Linked DNA regions of Mus musculus: region 1 is linked to region 2. The links are chromatin loops, found by intact Hi-C in ENCODE. Cell type or tissue: heart. All regions are shown on one strand.

Evidence for each region. A loop is a pair of places that touch in the nucleus more often than their neighbours do. Peaks named below come from ENCODE experiments on the same cell type or tissue, not always from the same donor. Only the 100,000 strongest peaks of a DNase experiment are listed, where the experiment ranks them.
Region 1: it touches region 2 in a loop (9-fold over the local background); 32 of 42 quality-filtered maps call a loop at or near these places.

The regions. Positions count from the first base shown.
Region 1 is chr7:96,912,799-96,920,798 of GRCm38, reverse strand. Gm22226 (a small nuclear RNA gene) reads left to right here and starts at 697; the gene lies at 697-805. In heart, CTCF peaks have their summits at 4,847 (motif pointing right) and 6,583 (motif pointing right); DNase peaks (open chromatin) are centred at 4,888 and 6,588; H3K27me3 peaks cover 4,241 bases.
Region 2 is chr7:96,514,776-96,522,775 of GRCm38, reverse strand. All of the region lies in intron 4 of Tenm4 (teneurin transmembrane protein 4), which reads right to left. Among named protein-coding and RNA genes, the nearest start is that of Gm15412, 180 kb to the right of the region's middle. In heart, no CTCF peak of the experiment used is centred here; a DNase peak (open chromatin) is centred at 3,415; H3K27me3 peaks cover 4,829 bases.

The DNA of each region.
Region 1 (8,000 bases), 400 kb before region 2:
GACTGTGGATTTGTCTCTATCTTCTTTCATTTCTGTCAGGTTTCCCCTCCTGTATTTTGAACCCACTTTCAATGCATGTACAATTAAGTACATTATGTCTTCTTGGTGGACTGACTCTTTTATCATGGTAATTCGTCCCCCTTCCCCGCCCCAGGCTTTGAAGTCTGTGTTGTTTGATGTCCTTGTAGTCACTCTGTCTGGCTTTTGATTACTGTTTTCACGGTATATCTTCTCCCATCATTTCACTTTTAACCTATGCATATCATTATATTTGAAGTGACTGCTTCACCGCGCATATAGTCTAGTCAGCTCGTATGTTTTTTCCTGTGTTCCAGAATCTCTTTTATTTTGATGAGCTTATACCAGTTTATGTTTGAGGCTATCACTGTCATATTTACATATAAGCTTTTTTATTGTGTTATTTTCTCCAACTTTTCTTGATTTCTTGTGGGCTTTTGAGCTTTTAAAAGTTTCTCTCTGTCTCTCTGTCTCTCTGTCTTTTTTAATCATGTCTTTGTTTTTTAGCCATTGCTTCAGGACTTAAAGCAGACATCCTCCTTGCTCTGTCTGGAAACAACACCTGATTATTTCAAGGGCAGTGTCCAAGTGTGCTGCACAGATCTCCCCTGTCCTCTTATTGGAAGTCCATCACAGAGTGCTGACCCTGCCTCTTTCAACAAAAGAACTTAAAAAATAGTGCCCACTTCAGCAGCACATACACTAAAATTAGAAGGATACGGACAAGATTAGCACTGCCTCTCTGCACGGGGATGACACTCAAATTCGTAAAGCGTTCCCGATTTTTAAGAGATTTTTTTTTTGAAGAAAGAATTTAAATGGTAGTTTATTCTGTTTAGAAATCGTTCCCATTCCTGCTGTTCTTCTCCCAAGGTTGCGAGCTTCTTTCTAGCCTCGTTCCCATTGACTGAAGAATGGCCGAGCAGCTCAATTCTCCTGGCTCCCTTCATTTGCCAGCTTTAATTTTATCCCCATTCCTGAAGGTTCTTTTCACTACACTCAGAATTCTGAGCTGACATTTCTTTTCTTTTGGCACTTTAGAAACGTTAGGTGTCCCGACAGCCGTTCCAGTCACTGTCTCCCTGCAAGTCATGCATTGTGTTTTCCTATGAATTCTTTCAACTGAAAAACATTCTTTAATGTGTGTGTACATACCCATATGTGCACATGTGTGGGTGTATGTTCATGTGTGTGTGTGCTTGTGCATGTGAGTCCAGAGGTCAATGCTGAGTGTCTTCTTCCATCTTTTGAGCCAGGGTCCCTCATTGAGCCCGGAGCTCATGTAGGGACTCCCTCTGTTTCTCTCAAGTGTAAGTTTTCAGGCATGTGTGTCACTGCACCTGGCTGTTATTGGGCTGCTGTGAACTGAACTTGGGTCCTCGTGTTTGTGTGTGCAGCACTTTACCCCCTGAGCTGTCTCCCTAACCCCTGTGTCTTCCTTGCATCTCTGCGTCTTTGGTCTCCATGGCTTGGGTTAGAATGTGTCTGGGCATAGATTCCAGTACCTTGTTTGGAGTTTGTAGAGATTCTTGACTCCGTGAGGTCATGGTTTTCTTTAGGTTTGGGGAGTCATTAGCTCTCATCTCATCAGGTGTGTTTCCTGCTGTTCTCTCTCTCTCTCTCTCTCTCTCTCTCCCTCTCTCTCTCTCTCTCTCTCTCACACACACACACCCGTCAAATGGCCCCAGTGAACCCCAAGGCTCTAGTTTGCCCTCACAATCACTCTTCCTCTGGTTGAGCACATCCCCATCAACCACAGATTAAGAATATTTAATCAGTTTGTTTTAGGCTCACTGGTTCTTTTCCTTTTCTTTCCATTCTTCTATGCCTGGCCCAGGCTGGGGGTGGATGGGTGTGGCTACTGGTTACATTTACTTTAGCTGTTGTGTTTCCAGTTGCGTCTGCCTTACATCTCTTATGTGTTTTTTTTTTTTTTTTCAGGTATTCTGTCTTACCAGCTGCTTCAAGAGTTTCTGTCCTTACCTTTGGAACCTGTTTGTAAAATCTGCTTTAGAACTTTAGATAATTCCCATCTTGATGTCATCTCAGAACTGGCCAAGTTGAGATTTCTGGATAAGGTTGTATATAAATATAGTGTTAGGTCTTATTTAAATTCTAGGGAGTCTTTAAAGACTGACTTTATTTTCATTAATTTATACTTAACACTGCCCCTCCCCCCTTTAGACAGGGTTTCACCATGTAGAACTCGCTACTTAGACACATAGAGCTCTGCCTGCCTCTGTCTCTGGTATGCCACCACCCTGGCCCAGTTCTTGATTCTTTTGTGTAGTGCTGAGGACTGAACATAGACTTTTGCTCATGTTAGATGAGGGCTCTGTCATGGAAGTAGGTACACCCACCAAGATGAATATAGACAACAAGTTATGAGCAACCCTTTGTAGACTGTGGCCCCTAAACTGGTTTTCAAAGACTTTGCAAAGCTTTTTGGATTGGTTCTGCATGTGTGTCACCGGGTGAGTCAGAATCAGGCTGAGGTCTTCTTAGTTTAGTTCTTAAGACTTAGGGATCCGACGGGAGCTTGCGATGCCAGGGGCTGTGTAACCACCACGTGCTCACTGGCAGCTTTCTGGGTTCCGAGTTGTGAGTTCCTGCCGTGCTACTGTAACGCTAATATTTTTTTGTTTCCCCAAGAACATCCCCCTCAGTTTTAGTCACAGATCTTGAGTATTCTTCATCACTGTCTGACAGATACTTCCCGCAACCGTACAAACCACGTCTGGGGACAATGGATAGGAAGCTGGAGAGATACAAGGGGGCTTCCCTACATTCTCGAGACCACTGTCTGGTCAGACAAGCATCCATTGTGTCCTAATTAGGGTTACCTCTGCTGGGAAGAAACACCATCACCAAAGAAGTTGAAGAGGAAAGGGCTCACACTTGCACACCATGGGAGTTCATCATGGAAGAATGCAGGCCAGGAACTCAAGCAGGGCAGGAACATGGAGGCAGGAGCTGATGCAGAGGCCATGGAGGAGTGCTCCTTCTGGCCTGGACCTTGTGGCTTCCCCAGCCTGCTTTCTTATAGAAACCAGGACGACCAGCCCAGGGGTATCACCACTAACAATGGGCTGACCCTCCACCATCAATCACTAATTAACAAAACACCCTAAGGCTTGCCTACAGCCTGAGACATTTTCTCAAATAAGGCTCCACCCTCTTAGATGACTCTAGCTTGTGTCAAATTGAAATAAAATTACCTAGCATATATTACTGCAGTGTATCTGTGGGCCTCTGAAGCCAAGATTGGCTCTTTTAGAAAACCCCTCTCCCAATTCTTCCACGTGAAATCGTCTCTTCTCCTGTAAACTCACTCTGGATACCCAGTTCCCTTGTGCTGAGGCTGTGGGCTTTCTGACAGTGAAAACAAGCACACTCAGTGTCAGCTCAGAGGGACTCCAGGTCCATGTCTGTGCCCCCAATCTGCCTGGCAACATGGCTTGCATAACCCAGCATAAGATGAAAATAGAGGGTCCCCCTTTAAAAGAGTAAAAGAAACAGGCATTCAAGATGGTGACAGCAGAACTCAGGGAGAGCCGAGCCCTTCTAAGCAGGGAGCTCTGTGGGGCTGCACTGCCCATGCAGCTGGCTCTAAGTGTAGGAACAGAATACAGTCTCAGGCGATCCTGTGTCTGCTGATGGGGACCTGCTGGACACATGAAAGGTGGCATTCATTCCTCAGTCTCTTCATATGGGAAATTCCTTGGCTCCCCAACCTTAATACCAACATAGCTTAGAATGTGGCACTAGGGAATCCTGGACTCACATTCTGATTCCATCCTTAAACACAAGTCATGAACCTACAGCTCACCTGCCAATCCCATCTCTTGCCTATGGTGTGGGTTCAATCAGGATTAATGCAGAAAGCACCTTGTCTAGAGGCAACTCTTACTCTCTCTGCTGAGATCTCACCATTAAACCACACAGTGTTTGTCCCAGAAGTATCTGGTCAGGGAGGCTGGGGCAGACATTTGGCCTCAGAGTTGAGTAGCACTTGACCAGTCCTATTGAGTCATTTTCTCCACTAAAATTCCTTCTTCCTGCTGGAAATGGTGATGCATGCCTTTAATCCCAACACTTGGGAGCAGAGGTAGGTGGGTCTCTATGAGTTGGAGGCCAGCCTGGTCTACAAAGAAAGTTCCAAGATAGCCAAGGCTACACAGAAAAACCCTACCTTGAAAACAAAACAAAACAAAACAAACAAGCAAACAAAACATACCAAGAAGGAAGTGGTGGAGGAGAAGCCGTGGTCAGCATTTTACCTTGCACCAACACCTCCAACTCTTACCATGCCTGACCTGTTCAGATATGGAAGAGCATACACACACACCAGTCTTGCTTACAACAATCAAATCCGATGCAAGCCCAAGGAGCATGTAGGATACACGGAGGGCCAAGAACATAGGAAGTGTCACTCTGAAGGACGGCCTGATTCAGACTGTATAACAGTTTGCAGTGTCACTTCAAGGTCTTATAAATACATGGCATTCAAAGTAAGGAGGACATTACAAGATGGAATTCAGAAATAGAGCAGGCATGAGGGAGGCTAAACAAATGTCGTTATGGTATTCATGAGATGACTCCAGGAGGTCAACGTGAAGAGATTAGCATGCTGCCAGGCAAATGATGGATAAAATTATTACTATATCAATCAAATCTCAGAGTCCCATCTCAGTCTCCTCATTAGTAAAACATTGGAGACACCTTCTTAATGCTGCTTACAGACTTAAGGATTCTATCTTAGGTTTCATCCCCTCTATACCTGGGCAGAAAGGCAGGATGCCACCCATACCTTATGTAATGCACATATCAACCACTAGATGGCAGATCAGGCCAGTCTATGTAGACCCCGGAACCATGAGATGCTGGACTTGTTAAGTTGCCTGACCCATGGCAGCCAGCATTCCTCTCGTCTAAGGTGGAAGGCAGTGTGAAGCTGAGGGTTAGAGTTAGTGGGGTCTTTAGGTATAATAAATTTGTTTAGAATTTATCTGCAGGACAGAGAGGTAAATCTTAGATACAACTAAGCCAGTGTTCAAGCATTTCCTGACTTAGAGGTGTCAGGAGCTTGCTTCTTGTCACCTGAGTCCCATTGCATTCCACCCCATCATGCAGTACCTAGGTGCAGTTCCATCTGGTTCAGCTCTTACTCCCAGACTAGAGGCAGACTGTACTTATGTATCATCCATACCTGACATCAGATGCCCTTCAGGGAAAGTGACTAAATAAATGCACTGTGGTTATTCAGTTGGCCTTGTCTAGCAGGATCTAGATCAGTGTTTGTATGTTTCCTTTCTGTTTCTAGGCTCAAGAGGTAGCTAACGGTAGCATGCTAGCCCCTGAAATCGGATTATTTAGGTTCAAGTCTCAGTCGTTCCATTTGCCAGCATCGCATCCTTCTAAATATACCTCCGTTTCTCCAATTGAAGACTAGAGATATTAATGACACCCCTCTGCATGCACTGTGGCCAGGTTTAAATGCAGATGTACTTAGAGTGCTTAGCAAACATCTGACATGTTGTAGGTTCCCAGGCTGGGCAGACTGCTTTCTGAAACATGCCTTGATGCAATTGCAAAATGCATCAAAGAAGATGTGCCTAGTGTGCCTGCCTACTGTCTTGGCTCCTAAGCAAAGGAAGTTCTTCCTCCTTATTATCACTGTTGGCATTGATAGCTTGAGGGTGCTCAGGGTAAGTCTCCAAGCGACATAATTCAGGGACACTGCATTGTCTGCCTTCTTCCAGCCTCAGGCTCAGCAGTGGCTCCTGTACATGACTACAGGAGAGAGCTGGGGACATCATATTTACTATAGAGGGATTCTCTTCACAGTGGCTTGAGGGTCGCAAGGCATCATGGAAGAAGAGGAAAGGACCCCAAAGCTTATTTTCCTCTGTTTCCTTTCTCGAGCCTTTAATGTTTTTTGAAGCAACTTCTGAGAGTAATTTGATCCAGACCAGAGTGGAGCCTGGATCCTCAAGGAGTTCATCTTGTTAGTTTTTAAAACAGTCTGTCTGTGTGTATACACATGTCACGTGTATGCATGTGTGTGTGTGTATAGATATAGACATAGATATAGATACAGATACAGACACAGATACAGACACAGACACAGACACAGATACAGATATAGGTATATATGTGTTTATATGCACATTGGGCTGGAGTTCAATAGACAATTTTCAGTTGTCCATTCTCTCCTTCCACCGTGTGGGTCACAGGGATGGAACTCATGTCACCAGGCTTGGCAGTGAGTACCTTTACCTGCTGAGGCATCTTGAGGGCTTTTGTCACATTTTTTATTATAAGAAGCCACATCTTGCCTACTCACACATTAGTAAGAATTTCTCTTTTTGGCTCAGAAGTATAAAGAAAGCTAAGGGGGAGAGAATCAGAGAAGCCGTGTAGATGTAATAAGTCTAAACGGTTGGCTGTAAGTCACAAGGGATGTTGTCTGAAGGTCTCCCGAACCCCAGGAAGTGAAAGAGCTGGGCAGGAGACTGGTGTTACTCAGCTGTTCTGCAGCTCAGGCTGGGGGAGGGAAAGTGCGAGAGGTGGCCACCAGGTGGCGCTATGAGTGTGAAGAAATCATGAGTGCGACTTAGTGGATGATCAGGAAAACTGGCAAACATCTCTGAGGAGAGAGAATCATTGTCCTCATATAAATACATTGTGGTCATCTAGTGAGACTTGGGTGGACATGGAGATGGGCTTCAGACACATGCCTGTGTGTGCAAGGGCATTGTAGCTCGAATGTTTATCATCAGGTGTGAGTTTCCTGGGTTCTCTTGATGCGAGTCAGTCCTAAGCCAACACATGCAAGGATTTTCTTGCCCATTGGATACCCACTCTTTTGGGAATCTGGGGTCCTCTGTGTCTCAGGGTCTTGAGAATGTCCTAGAATTCTGAGAGATTATCAACGCTGGATAAGCAATCTGGGCATGACTGGTCACATAGTTTGCATAATCCAGGATAAGATGAAAATAGACAGTCCCCCTTTGAAAAGAAGAAGAAACAGGCATTCAAGATGGTGACAGCAGAACACTGAACTCAGGGAGAGCCGAGCCCTTCTAAGCATGGAGCTCTGTGGGGCTGCACTGGTCATGGAGCTCTGGTCACTGCCCATGAGGCTGGCTCCAAGTATGGGAGTGGAATACAGTCTCAGGCAATCCTGTGTCTGCTGATGGGGACCTGCTGGACACATGAAAGGTGGTATTCATTCCTCAGTCTCTTCATATGGGAAATTCCTTGGCTCCCTAACTTTAATACCAACATAGCTTAGAATGTGGCACTAGGGAATCCTGGACTCACATTCTGATTCCATCCTTAAACACAAGTCATGAACCTACAGCTCACCTGCCAATCCCACCTCTTGCCTATGGTGTGGGTTCAATCAGGATTAATGCAGACAGCACCTTGTCTAGAGGCAACTCTTACTCTCTCTGCTGAGATCTCACCATTAAACCAGACAGTGCTTGTCCCCAGAAGTATCTGGTCAGGGAGGCTGGGGCAGACATTTGGCCTCAGAGTTGAGTAGCACTCACTTAGTGGGGAGCACTTCCTGTGTGCTTTTGCAGTCAGTTATAGAATAGGAATCAAAGTGGGGAGAGGTCCAGAGACCTGGCAGAGGGTGGGGTGGGCTGTTACAGAATCAGAGATGTGTGCACCGTTCATCTAACAGACATCTATGAGTGCTTCCTGTGGCAGAACCCAGGGGAAACTGGTGAGCAAAGGTACCTAGAGCCCCATCCACTGCTAACTGGAAGTCCTGTCATCTTGGCTGCATTCATTTCTAACCCACGGACCCTCATCACGTGTTCACTCTGGGGCAGGACACAGGACTCTACCAGTCTCTCTGAATGAGGTGACCGAAGGCCCTGTGTGTTCATTCTCAACAGCCAACCCCACTGAGTCTTGGTGAGCTGTCCTAGCAACTTTTACTGGAGTGTAGAGAGGGCCAGAAGTGT
Region 2 (8,000 bases):
TGGTCATAGTCACACATACTTTTTAGAACTCCAACGTGAAACTAGGCAAGAAGCCTTAAAAAATGAACACCACTTGACTTGGAATTGGGAGTCTACAGAGCACAAGACAATAACACCAAAGCATACAGATAACTATAAACTGTGACAATGGGCCAGGCTCTCCTACTTAGGCAGCATAAGAAGTTGTTGAGAAGGGAAATGCCCTCCCCACAACTGGTGAAGGCTGAAAGGGAGGACTCAGCAATCGCAGGTACACACGTCGTTCTCAACTCACATGATCCTCTGTCCTCAGGGCTGTCTGCTGTTTTGCAGTGGCCTGCCCAAGTAGCATTATCTGCTGCCTTCCACAGCATCATCCTGGGTCTCCTGTGTTGCCTCCATCCCATCTCCTGGCCAGTGATAGTCATCTTTCATGGATGCCATGTGATCATATCACTCCCAATGCAGGCTTATTTCTCCGGCTTCCCCCCTCCTCCTAGCAGATCGCCAAGCTCTGCCCCCAGGACCCTCCTGTCTCCTCCCTTCCAGATGCTCATTAAGCCCTAGAAATGTGCTCCCAGTCAGGCACCTGCTTGTGTGCAGACTTTACTCAGCATGAGTCAGAGAACTTGCCTTCCAAAGCAGGCCCTTAACTGGAGATGGCTCCTCCCAAGCATTTGCCTAAGGAAGACTCATCGTGAAGAAGAGCTGGCGGCAGGCCACCAGAATAGGCTCCCACCCTCCAGGAACAGGGGCACACCCGATCCCACAAAGACGAGGAGCAGAAGGAGCACTCGACTAGCAGATGCACATGTTAGTTTGCATTTGGTCCCCTCTCTCCTAGACACATTCTCTTGTTACGGTAGGCATGTGATGTGCCTTGTCGAGGCTCAGGGGCTTCCAGGTGCAAACCAGACCAACATGCCTGGCCCCAGAGTCATAAACAACAGCAACTTTATCACCATTCCGGGACATCATCGCTCTGAAATCGATGTAGCATAGCAACTAGAAAAACCAGAATTTTCACCCCAGCACCCAAACCTATGGTAATGAATGAGCACGAAGGTCGGCTTTACTCATCCTTCAGGTAAGAACATAGAGAGCCCCTTCAGCTCCTTGCTAACTGACCTCAAACAAGATGTCACATGTAGAAATGACCTTGTAAATGGTTCAACAGGGACAAATGTAACCATTTATTCTGCCATGCCCAAACCTGCTTCCTCAAAGCTAGTAGGTACCCCAGACATCACAGAGACATCTTGCCATCAGGTCCCCTTGAGCCTTCCCTCCCTCTGTTTGTGTGACCCCATTGCCCAGCCATTTCCAAAGCCATTGGTTTGCTTCAGGTATCGCCAGGGCTGTCCCTTGGGTGGGGCTCAACTTAAGAGAGGGCTCCTGGATTTTCCTTCGTGGGAATCATGCCTAGTCTGTTTCTTCTGTCCTTTGCAAGGCCTCCCTACGGACTTCTGTGTGCGTTCCACTCTTCACATCATTCTCCCTGCCTTGCCGTAGTCCAGGGTCTGAACTGAAGGTCTATGGGTGTTGAGGACAGAAACGTAGCAGTGTCTTTCTTGCCTTTGTCATGTCTTCTCTTGGGAAGGATGACGTCATCATTTATTTTAGTTTTGTGTGTGTGTGCGTGTATGTGTGCACTCACCATGCATGCATATTTCTAGATACAGGAGAGGGTATTTGAGGAGCCAGAGAGGGTATCAGAGCCCCCTGGAGCTGCAGTTATAGGCAATTGCGAGCTGCCCCACATAGGTGTTGAGAATCAAAGTCAGGTGCTTTGGGAGACCAGTGTGTGCTCTTAACAGCTGAGCCACCTCCCCAGCTCCCAAAGGCCTGGAATTACCATCAGCTACTACACGCAGTCTGTCTTTGTATAACTTTGACCTTGAATTTCCCCCTACTTTTTCTTTAACTTTCAGCAACTTTCAGGCATTGCTTAGGGAAGATCTGGACTCCAGCTCTTTTTATAATTTAATATATTTTTTGAGAATTTTATAGATGAGAGCCTCTACTTCTCCAATTCTTCTTGTGTACTCAGATCCATCTCAAATTCACAAACTCCTTTTTAAAAAATTATTATATAATGTAAACCAATGTCTATTATATTATACATACATCCTTCTGAGCCCATTTAGAGTCACTGCTATGTGCATGTTTAAAGCTGACCACTTGGGTTTGGATCGCCTACCAGGGGGCTGGCCTAGTCTATGGGAAATACTAATTCTCCTCGTCTCAGTAGCTATTAGTTACCTATAGCTCTTCTTCCAGGCCTTGTGAGATTTCCCCTATTCACACTGGCATGTAAACTGGTGTCGTTGTGCAGATCTTATTTAAGCAACCACATTTTTGGGATTTCATGGGCTCAGCTGCTCTGCCATTATCAGATGTCCTGGCCTTTCAGTTTTTAGTGATTTTTCTTTCTCTACTTTTGCGATGTTTCTTGAGAATTAGGTTTGGGGTTGTACTGTAAATGCATAAAGTGGGGCTGGGTACCCCACAGTTAGTTTTTCTTTTTGACCAGTTTGGAATTTCTGTAATGTTTTCGGCAAAAAGAAGCTTCTATGACAAGGGCTGAGAGCTATACTTATCTGTGGGTATAAGCATTTAGAATATAGTTTAGAAGCTATACTGTCTGTACTGTTTTCCTCTCGGGTCTATGACATTACCAGCCATGCAGAGTTGGTTAGATTTACAGTACCAGTCATGAATGTCCTCTAACTGAGTAGGCCTTAGGTACAACTGGATGGGTATTGGTTACCCCCAAGATATAAGTGCCACTACTATGCCCTTGGAACATCTTGCCATGCTGGTCATTGTTGGAATGGCATATAGTACCTCTATCTATATGCTCATTTAAAGTCAAGCTCACTGAGACCTTTTTATATTCCTCATGTCAAGTCCCAGCCCCACCAAGAGTGTTTATGATTTCTAACCTCTCTAACAGGAGATGTAGACAGCCCAGCTGCCTCTGCAGGCTTTTGTCAGCCTGTACCTTTCTGTCTGTCTAATGAGCACCTGCACTGCACTCTACTCAGACATCCATGGAAGCTTTTGTCTTTATACATCTGTGCAGTCATTTGCTGCCCGTGTATGGGGAGACACTGTTCACAGTGGGTCGGCAGCAGCCAAGGACTGTCTGGCTGAACATTGCTTCTAAGGCAATCTTTGTATGGTGGCTTCAGATAGAAAACTGACTAACATTAGCAGCAGTTCTTTCTTTGAGAACTGTAAACTAGGGATAGGAATATGCAAATCATGGGGCCTCTGTAAGCATCAAATGATATGGGAAATTCACTGCATTCAGGACAGCATCTAGTATACAGAAAGTCTTTATTTTGCAGTCTCCACAACCTGGCTAAAAGGTCATCACCACGTGTCCTCCTCCCCTCCTGAACACCACTGACATCTAGTGGTATGACGAAAGAACTACAGGTGTGCTTACCCAATGCTCCAGCCCTTTTCTGGGATTGTAGAATGGCTTATAAGGAAAGTCAGCCAGGTTTCTGGATGCTTTCCCAAGCACTTCCATACTTATTACCTAATATTATCCACACTTTAATCTTTATTGTATATAATAATGGCAAACATGGGATCAAAGGCAGATATAGGGCTGGGACAAGACCTGCCCTGAACAGTATCTCCTAGCTCAGGAAATTTGTCCACATCATTCCCTGTGCCTAGGATACACTGTCACATAATAAATGCCCAGTAAACTATCTGTACAAGAAACGACCCTCTACAGTTTAGAAGTCCACATGATGATAGTTAGTTAGTGGGAAACACCTCCCACTGCCTCCCAAGGTAGGTGACTGAATAGAAGTATTTAGTACAAGCGTTTCCAGCAGACAATGGAAAGATGACTCAGGAGTTAAGAGCATTTGAAGTTCTTGCAGAGGATCCAGGTTTGGTTCCCAGAACCCACACAGTGGCTCCCCACTACTTGTAACTTCACTTCCAGGGGCTCCAATGCCCTCTTCTGGTCTCTGCAGGCACTTGTGTACACATGGCATATATACATACATGCATAAAATAAAAGTAGATAAGATCTAGACAAAGAAGCACATAAATATCCCTACTCCCCCACTGGGGAAAGGAAATTTTCCTGGGGCCCCTGTGCTCCTTGCCTTTTCTTGAGGCCTCTCTCCACTCCCTAGATAGAATGGGTTAGATCCACACAGGACAAGAAGCAAGTCACAAAGTGTAAGTGGATGTGGCTGGGAGAGAGCTGTTTTATCTTTATGTTCTGTGATACTGGGGCTTGAACCCAGGGCCTGGAGCATGCAAAGCCTTATCTCTGGCCCTGCGGTGCTTCTCTGGGAAAGGCTAAATGGCAGCCTAGGACTCCACAGAAGGACAAGAACTCTGGCAAGAGGGGAGCTGCCTGAGACAGGGAAGACTTGAGCATCCAGAGGCTTCAAAGCCAGTAACTTTGTTATGGTTTCTAGGGCAGCTGGGTCGGGGGGGGGGGGTGGGCTGGTGGCATCTATCACCACTAGTCCTAGTAGGACATACTTTCGAAGAGACACAAGAGGCCGAACTCCATAAGGGCTGTAGAAGGCCCGCCCCCAAACCCCAGGCTGAGAATTGGTTTTCCGTCTTCCTAGGACTCTCAGAGCATCCCACATTCTACCTGAGAGCCTCTTTCTGGTATCACAGATGAGGCCCGAGTGCCCCCGGCTCCCCCAACATCAAAGATGAAGTCTGTTTCATCACCACCCCGCCCTTCCCTGGTTGTTCTCAAACTAACTACACCATTTTTTTCCTAGCAGGTAGTAGAGATTGGAACTAATCCTCTGACTATTTATTGCCTGTCATTTCTAACAGGACTGTAAGTTTCTCTAAAGAAATGGTTGTCTTGTAAGCATCCAAGCTCAAGAATAGAGCATTTGTGTACAGTGCAGGAGGCTGGGGTTTGATATATAGTACTACTGGGAGGAGGGGGTGGAGGAGATCTAACAGGGAAGTAGAAGGGAAAGGAGAAAGAAAGGGGGAGGAAGAGAAGGAGGGAGAGACACACAGTGGGGTATTTTCCTACTCAAATAACACAAGAGAATAAAGACTTTCTGGGCTCCTCCCACTCAGGAAGACCCACCATGAACCTTTCAGTGAGAAGCTGACCTTCTATGATTTTGTTTTAAATAAACCGTCTTGAAAGGGTTTACAATATGTACACCCATGCATACACATGTCAGTAAGACACACTTTATAATTAAATTCTGTAATTATACCTACTGATCCCACAACTTAATACAACACAGGTGTGTACAGCCGTAACCCCAACTCTACTTCAAAAGGGTAAAATCACTGTTTTCTTCCCATCAACATACTTAATTGCTGGTGTAAAGCCAACGCATATAGTTTGGTTTCATTTGGAATTCCCACTTCCGGTTACCCACTTCCTTGTAATTGAGTTGAGTTGAAAGTTTATAGACTCATGTTACTTGTTTCCCCTAACAAATCTAGCTTGACTGAGGGGCGGGGGGTGGGGGTGGGGGGAACTGCACTTGAGAACTCAGGAACAACAACAAAAAAATGTGTGGAATCGGCAGGGTCACCGTCCCTTGCGGCTCCTGTTACCCTTGCCTTCAACTGCTTCTCCAGGGTCAGATCTTAGAATCCTGATCCTTCATATATAAACAGCACACTGCAATCTATAATATACTTTCCATGGCTTGTTGCATCTGTTTTCACATCAGGCTTGGGAGGCTGACCCAGTGGAACTATTTAGCTCAATTTACCTAAATCCTAGTGACTGTGCTAATATTTTGCAGGACTCTCTTCAAGTCTCATCACAACATAACTGTGTGAAATAGCTGCCTTTCAGAGACCAGGAAACTGAGGCATAAGAAAGCTAAATGATTTTCCCCAAGTCACAGAATCAGTAAGAGCTCAAGCAGGATGGTTCTACCTGTGAGGCCCAGAGAGTTCAGGCTGGGAGGGATGGGGCTTTCTGTATGCTGAGCCTGGTGCCTTCTAAATTCAATCTCTGAGATACTGATCATAGTGGAAGCCAGCTCAAAGCAAAGGATATTTGGGATGGGCAGCTCCAGGCTTGAGTCCTGGCTGTACCCTTTACCAGTAGGAGAACCAACAGGCATCCAGCATCTCAGAGCATTGGTGGGATAACTCCACTAACACATCCAGGGCAAGGCTGCGCTGGGGACCCGATGGAGCTTCGTATGAGGAATGCATGGCAGACATTGGGTGCTGGACAGTTTAGTTGGCCCAACTATCTCTGAACTAAAGCTACTTGGGACATTTACAGCCAGCATTAGGTTAAGTATTAGCTGGTTCGACCCTTCTACTTTGCAGAAGGGAAAACTGAAGTTCAGGGAGGCGTAACTTGCTCAAAATATTAGCACAGGGCCATGGAAGGGATGGGACAGTAGCTCACACACCCTTGGCATCCAGCTTTCTGTTCTTTCTACCATAGCAGGTTAGGGACTCTTCAGAGAGGTGGCACAGTAAGCTTGGGTATAGGCAGAGTGACAATAAATGCCAGCAAATATTAATAAATAAATAAATAAATAAATAAATAACACAATTAATGCTAAAGTTTTGGGTGGCTTCAAGGACAGTAACAACTCTTTAACTGAAGAACAGATGTCTAGAATGTTCTCTTTTATTTAATCAAGTAAGACCCTAACCCTTGCTCTAACCTTGCCAGCTGCTGCCTTAAGGTCTCTGTTTAAATTAACTCATTGTATCTTCACTGTGATGGGGAGGAAGACTAAGATAAATGTTTTCCTAATTAAAGATGTACTTAGCCATGACAGAAGGCTGCATGAGTCTGTATAAGGCTCTCTAAGCCACCTTCCTTATACACAGCATTTTTACACATGTTATTATATCTAACGAATGCTGTACCAGTTGCACAAGTCCAGCCGCCTTGTGTGAGCAAGTGGTCCTGAATGAGAACCTGACCAGGCCACAGGGCTGACTAAATGGCAGAGCTGTCATGGGTAGGCAGTTCTCAAACTTTTTCTTCAAGGGAAAGCTCTTTACATAATGGTTACAGGCAACACTGCTTCCTTTCAGGAAGGACCAGCAATGGATGCTTGATGCAGGTGGGAGGGGTTAGACAAAGGAGAGAACATACACACGATCTTGAAATATCTCCCAACAAAGTTCCGTTGACTAAGGGGAGATGGCAATGGGAGAAATCAGAAGCCACTGTTGATGTTAGCTTTGTATATGAAGGAGTTATATGGGTATGGCTGACCTCTGTAATCAGAAGAAAGAGAGATGAACCTTGAGAATCTGGGTAACGCCTTCTAATCAGTTTTAGGCCCTGGGAGCAAATGCTGTGATTCCTTAGAAAGTTTAATCTTAAGACCACAGCAGTAGCTCCTGCCTGAATCTCCAGCCTGCTGCCTGCCCCATGGACTTCATATTCCATAGCCACACAGGCATGTGGGCTGATTCCCCACAATAAGCCTATATGCATATGTATGTATTAGATTATAAAATAAGGATATATGTATGTACCCATGAGAATCTTCTGTTGGTTCTGTTTTCCTGGACAGTGCTGACCAACATAGTATCTTAATCAATACTTAAAGAACATCATTAGTAAGATAGCCATCATTAATAATAAGTCAGCCTATGCATTCCAGTGGGGACCCACCTCCCACATATACTTATAGGGTATTTCTCATGTAATTGAAAAAAAAGAGTGGGCTGGAGCGATGGCTCAGTGGTTAAGAGCACTGACTGCTCTTCCAGAGGTCCTGAGTCAATTTCCAGCAACCACATGGTGGCTCACAACCATCTGCAATGTGATCTGATGCCCTCTTCTGGTGTGTCTGAAGATAACTACAGTGTACTCATTACATAAAATAAATAAATAAATCTAAGAAAAGAAAAGAAAAGAAAAGAAAAGAAAAGAGTAACTAAGTAACTAGTAGAGTCAAGCCTTTGCTGTCCCTCCTGTGCAGTGGTAATGTCCACCAGGCTCTCCTCTCCTCTCCCCTCCCCTCCCATCTCCTCTCTCTCCCACCTTCCTCTTC